Regions from separate parts of the Homo sapiens genome. Here region 1 is linked to region 2. Evidence: chromatin loops called from intact Hi-C (ENCODE). Cell type or tissue: HCT116. All regions are shown on one strand. Each heading gives the region's core, and the rest is flanking DNA. Links, peaks and the distances in the headings are about the cores only.

Region 1 (2,925 bases), core at 270-2,769, 190 kb before region 2:
TCTACTAGATATTTTGTTTACTCCTGAGGTTTTGGTATTGCACATAGGGCTGTAATTATTATATCTTTATGCTTACAGAACAGAAATATTTTGTTGCGTTTGCTGTTGTTTTTTCGAGATGGAGTCTTGTCTTGCTGTCACCCAGGCTGGAGTGCAGTGGCATGATCTTGGCTCAGTGCAACCTCTGCCTCCCAGGTTCAAGCAATTCTCCTGCCTCAGCCTCCCTAATAGCTGGAATTACAGGCACGTGCCACCACACCGAGCTAATTTTTGTAATTTTAGTAGAGATGGGGTTTCACTATGCTGGCCAGGCTAGCCTTGATCTCCTGCCTCAGCCTCCCACCAAAGTGCTGGAATTACAGGCATGAGCCACCTTGCCTGGCCAGAACAGAAATGTTTAACCAGAGATTAACCTTGTCACAAAGCTGTCACTCCAGTAATTGTGTGTTTATGTGTGTGTGTGTGATGTTACTCTGAAAAAATTTTAATATCCCTTCTATCCTTAAATTCCATGATTCCCTCCATCATCAGAAAAACCTCAAGTGATCTCACTTAGATACCAATCAGACAACTGATGTTCAAACCAGTGATATTTACAATAGAATTGTTCAAAATCAGGGATAGCAAGGATTCCAGGATCATGAAGACAAAATCAGAGCACAAGCTACTCTCGCTATCAGAAAAGACAAAAACAAACAAACAAAAAAGGACACCTCTACTAGGCATTTCAGACACAACATCCTAGATGATGAACTAAGTTGATGTCTAAGCTTCATAGGCCCACTATGGACCTGCACTATCTCTGGGCAAAATAGGACATTTTGAAAAGGCCGTCTTGATTGTTTATCTCCAGTGAATCAGGAAGAAGGAAGGAAGAGAGAAGCCTCAGTATCAGATAGAACTTAGGGTACTAAAGCTTCGAGGTGGATGAGTACATATACAAAAGTTCCTCTGGACATGATTAGACACTCTGAGATTCTGCTTTTCTGTGTGACCCAAACAGCACTGGGTTTGAATCTACCAGGAGACAAAAACCAGGCTGTGTTTGTTCTGCTGAGCAACTGTCTTATTCTAGGGAAGCTATAAATAATAAAAGATATAATTTGTAGAATCCCATTATGTTATCATGTCACTTCAATTCATTTAATCCTCACAATTACCCTAACAAGGAGTTTGTTAACCTGTTTTTGTGACATCCATCTACACTCATCATGTTGAGAATGAATTAAATTCATCTTCTCTGATAAACCTGCAGCCTATCTGGATTAGGGGGAAAAAGGAAAGCAAACTCAGGCTCATCCATACTGTGACTTGCAGGGAACTGTGAGTAATCCACCAAAGAAACAAAGCCAGATAGAGTAGTACATTTTCTAGATAAACACAGGTGTCACCTGACCAGATTGGTGATTTACAAAGATGAGGCTGGATGCAGCATAGGGAATAAACTAGAGAGGAGGAGGAACTGTTAAGAGACTGCTGTCTCCTCTGTTCTCTCCATTCACATCTAGTTTCTTATTGCACAATGACCCCGGGCCATTTGTATTACCCACCTGAATTTCATAGTTAACACATCTGGAAACAAGCTTGTCATTATCCTCAGGGAATCGTTTGTCCCTTGGACTTCCTAATCTGCGTCAGTGGCCACATATATCATGCTCTTAGTCACAAAGGCTCAAAACCTCAGAATCGCTCTTGGCTCTCAGCTCCTCCTTGCTTCATCCTCTTTCAGCCTCTCGTCAAAGCCTGGCTGTCTGTTCTTTCATAATAAGGTTCTTTATTTCAACTCCTACTGTTACCAAAACTTCTCTAAGTTTTAAACAAATTTGAAGGGGTGGCTGCTTCTATATAATGACTCTGGAAGTCAGAAAGAGGCAATTATTGCAGAGAACTCCAAAATAGACCCAGAGCTCACAACCCAGCCTTCTCCTTTGCACAGCCTCCTCCTTTGCTCATCTGAGTCTGCATTTTGCCTGATATGTATTTTAACTGGCTCCATAAGAAGACAAGGGGAGAAGAGGGAAGGAAAATGAGGGGGAAAAATGAGACAAACTCCCTTGTAAATTGACTGGGACCAAATTGATCCTGGAACGTTCTGTCTGAAGCAGGATAGTTTGTCTCCATCAGTGCTTTTGCGCAACATAAATTGAGTGTCTTTTTTAAGCAATTTTTTTTTGAGTGTTTACAATGTGTTTGGCATTGTTCTAAATTTGCTATATATTAGCTCATTAATCCTCAAAAAGCCCCTATAAGGAAGGCACTGTTACTATTCTTATTTCACAGATGAGGAAACCAAGGAGCAAGAAGCTTAAAAAGTCACCTGTGATCACACAGCTGATAAAAATAAAACTAGAATTTGAGCCAAAAACCTGCGTTTCAAGTCCTGAGCCCAGCACCCAAGTATCATTCTATTATTGCGCTAGTTCCTGAAATTTACATGACTCTCCTGCAGCCTCCTCTCTTCCTTGTTAAATCAAGTTTAGCCTAAAGCTGCCTCCGTACATATTTTAAGTTTGGCCTAAAGGTTTTTCTGTACATTGCAAACTATAACAAGTGGAGTTGTAAACAGACAGACTGTAGCCTACTCTTGTGCCAGTCACTGAGTTTTGGCCAATCAAATGTGGTCAACTGTTCAAACCATCTTCAAATAAGGCAAACACCAAGCTGTAACCAATCCCACTGTTTCTGTTCCTCACTTCCATTTTGTGTATGTCACTTTCCTTTTTCTGTCCATAAGTCTTCTGCCACGTGGTTGTGCTGGAGTCCCTGAGCCTACTTCTGGCTCAGGAGGCTGCCTGATTCACCAATTGTTCTTTGCTCAATTAAACTCTGTTAAATTTAATTTGGCTGAAGCTTTTCTTTTCTTTTCTTTTTTGAGACAGAGTTTCAACTCTTGTTGCCCAGGCTGGAGTGCAATGTCACGATCTC
Region 2 (2,925 bases), core at 208-2,707:
TGTACATTTATCTAGAGTGAAAATTCTGGATCAACTTTAGAATAATCATTCAAAGTGTGGAGAGTTCAGGATACCTTGTTTTTTGCTGTTTGTATTTCAGTAGAGTAGATAATTTTAGAAAATATGGAATTAAATTTTGTTTTTTTTGTAAGAAGTGTTTTGATAAGTAATATTTTGCATGAGTAATCAACATGTGTACAGTAGTAGCCTTAAGAATGTTATATTACAACATAATATTTAAGAGATCTATGGAATACCAGAGTATGTCTCCATGTAACTGGAAAACATATCTTTTTTAACATTTCAAAATATCATAAATCATTTGTCATTTAATATCTTTCATTTTGAAATTGTCATCTGATAACCTTGCCTTCCTTGAAGATTTGGCATTCTATCTCTTCTGTTAATGTGAATTCCTAATGTCTGGTCTTCCTTCCTCTCCCTTTCTTCCTTCCCCTCTCCCTTCCTCCCTTCCCTTTTGCTGCCTTGTCAGGGCAGTAGAATCAAAATTTATTAGTCATAAAAATATATATTGACTCTTACGTTTATCAGTTTTTTTTCTCTTTATGCTATTTTGATGTAAGTCGGTCTATATTTAATTAAACATTGTTACAGGCTGTCTGAAATCCTTGTGAATAGAGGTCTGAATATAAAAAAATAAATTACAGATATTTACATAATAACAATACCCATGTAAGAAAGAAACCCAAACTTTTATTTTTTTCATAACACGAGCCTCTTAAAAAGAGAAACAAACTGCATATTTTAAAATGGGTGTATTTTCAAGTCTTTCATTTTCTGATAATAGTTCTGAATCTTGGTTTTTCTTTAGTCCTTAAGGTTATCACACTATTTTGTAGTACTTTTAGGAGATTTTTCACATATTGAAGATTTTCAACAAGTAAATTTTTCCTTTGAAGTGTGAGGAATGCTTTATCAGTTGTTTCTTAAATTAACTTAAATTTTCTTGGCCAGAACATTTATCTGTAAAAGTTAGTCATTCACTTTTAACTTTTGGCTGCTGGTACTTTATGATTCAATGAATTATTTTTACTTTAAAGGTTAATTCTGTTGTACAAGTGCCAGTTGGTATGTTACAAATGCTAAATAAAACAGAAGTACTTCAAATTATATTTGATTTACTTTTACTTGTTTAAAAAGAATAAATGTCTCTTTTCTTTGGCTATATTTTAAAAGAAGCAAACAAGTAAAATTTCTTAATGTTCATACTTTTGCCAGTTTTCAAAAGAAAGACGGAAGCAGTATTTTTGTTGAGTCATTAAAGGAACAAAATAATAAATGTTGCTATCAATTTAGAAATTAAGTACCTGAGGATATATAATCAAATCTCTAGGTATTTCCACACAGTACTAATATCAGTAACATCAATCATGTCTGGAACCCTGTAACTCAGCATGGAAGGGAATTTCAATTTCCCCCCTTAATTGAATATTTTTATATTACTCGAAGTAAATAAAAGAAAAAATATTTTCACCAAAATTAGTTATGCTGACCTAAAGTATGTCATATGTCATTCCCCCTAGTCCTCCATCATCAAATCAGGTCTATTTTTTCCCTATTTACATGCTAAGTCAGGTTCAAGATGCAAGGAGAAAGTAGCTTTCACCTCCTGCCAGATAACCTAGACTCTTAGGTCTATATTCTGTTTCTTTTCCGCATTTCTTCTGTGTCATTCCTGTCATTGCAGTCATTGGAAAGCAGTCTTTTCATCTTTATGACTCATTGCTTCTAAATTCCCATCTGACCTGCTGTGAACTGGTAACTTCAACATCAAGGCATGTTGGTAGAATTGTAGAATGTTGGTAGGACTTCAAGAGGGGCTAAGAGGATTGTGAAAGAAACTAAAGATCTTTGTATCCAGTAAGGGCTCATTAAGGATATTTGGACCAGATTGTGAATTGATAACTGGTGTAGTGGGATCTCTAATTACATAGACCTTCCCTGCTGCTGCCACCATTCCAAAGACAGTTATTTTAACTCACATTTCTTGATTGCCCGTTATTAATATATGCTAGGCACTTGGGATATCAAATAAGATGTAGTGCTTTTTATGCCTATGGGTGATAGATACTTTTAATATGACATTAGTAAAATAGAGATAAGCATAAAGGAATAACACGTAAACTAAGATAGTTTAAATATAGCACTTACTGTATGTCAGACACTAAGCACTATTTATGAGGTCATTTAATTATCATGACCCTGCAAACTCCATAACTGAGGCACAGTTTATTTTTCAGGGTCACTTGTGGTTTTGTATTTATAGCCATTATGTTTTATTGCCAATGGTGCTTTGAAAACACTATGAACTATGAACTTGGGATGTCAGTGAGGGCTTTTTTTTTTTTTTTTTCTCTTCCCCAGACTCAGAGTCTCACTCTGTTGTCCAGGCTGGAGGGCAGTGGCGTGATCTTGACTCACTGCAACCTCCGCCTCCTGGATTGAAGCAATTTTCGTGCCTCAGCCTCCCAAGTAGCTGGGATTACAGGCATGTACCACCACTCCTGGCTAATTTTTGTATTTTTAGCAGAGACTGGGTTTTGCCAGATTGGCCAGGCTGGTCTCAAACTCCTGGGCTCAAGGCACCACTCCTGGCTAATTTTTGTATTTTTAGCAGAGACTGGGTTTTGCCATGTTGGCCAAGCTGGTCTCAAACTCCTGGGCTCAAGTGATCCTCCTGCCTTGGCCTCCCAAAGTGCTGGGATTAGAGGCATGAGCCACCGTGCCCGGCCTCAGTGAGGGCTTTTTGTAGATCTGAATGAACTGAGTTTTAAATTATAGGTAGGATTTGGCCAAGCAAATAAAATAGCATTTTTTTTTTTTAATCTGGCGGAGCGTGAGAATGAACCATGAGCCATGACAAAGAGGCATGGATAGTTCTGATCGGAGATAAAGGATAGGCCT

What was found. Hi-C counts contacts between places; a loop is a spot of excess contacts. Peaks named below come from ENCODE experiments on the same cell type or tissue, not always from the same donor. Only the 100,000 strongest peaks of a DNase experiment are listed, where the experiment ranks them.
Region 1: it touches region 2 in a loop (3-fold over the local background); 5 of 110 quality-filtered maps call a loop at or near these places.

The regions. Positions count from the first base shown.
Region 1 is chr18:70,371,861-70,374,785 of GRCh38, reverse strand. No RefSeq gene overlaps it. Among named protein-coding and RNA genes, the nearest start is that of LINC01910, 11 kb to the left of the region's middle. In HCT116, for the core only: no CTCF peak of the experiment used is centred there; a DNase peak (open chromatin) is centred at 1,625; H3K4me3 peaks cover 1,248 bases; H3K27ac peaks cover 2,500 bases.
Region 2 is chr18:70,180,041-70,182,965 of GRCh38, reverse strand. The region is part of intron 10 of RTTN (rotatin); the gene reads left to right. Among named protein-coding and RNA genes, the nearest start is that of RTTN, 24 kb to the left of the region's middle. In HCT116, for the core only: no CTCF peak of the experiment used is centred there; DNase peaks (open chromatin) are centred at 1,765 and 2,383; H3K4me3 peaks cover 1,480 bases; H3K27ac peaks cover 2,500 bases.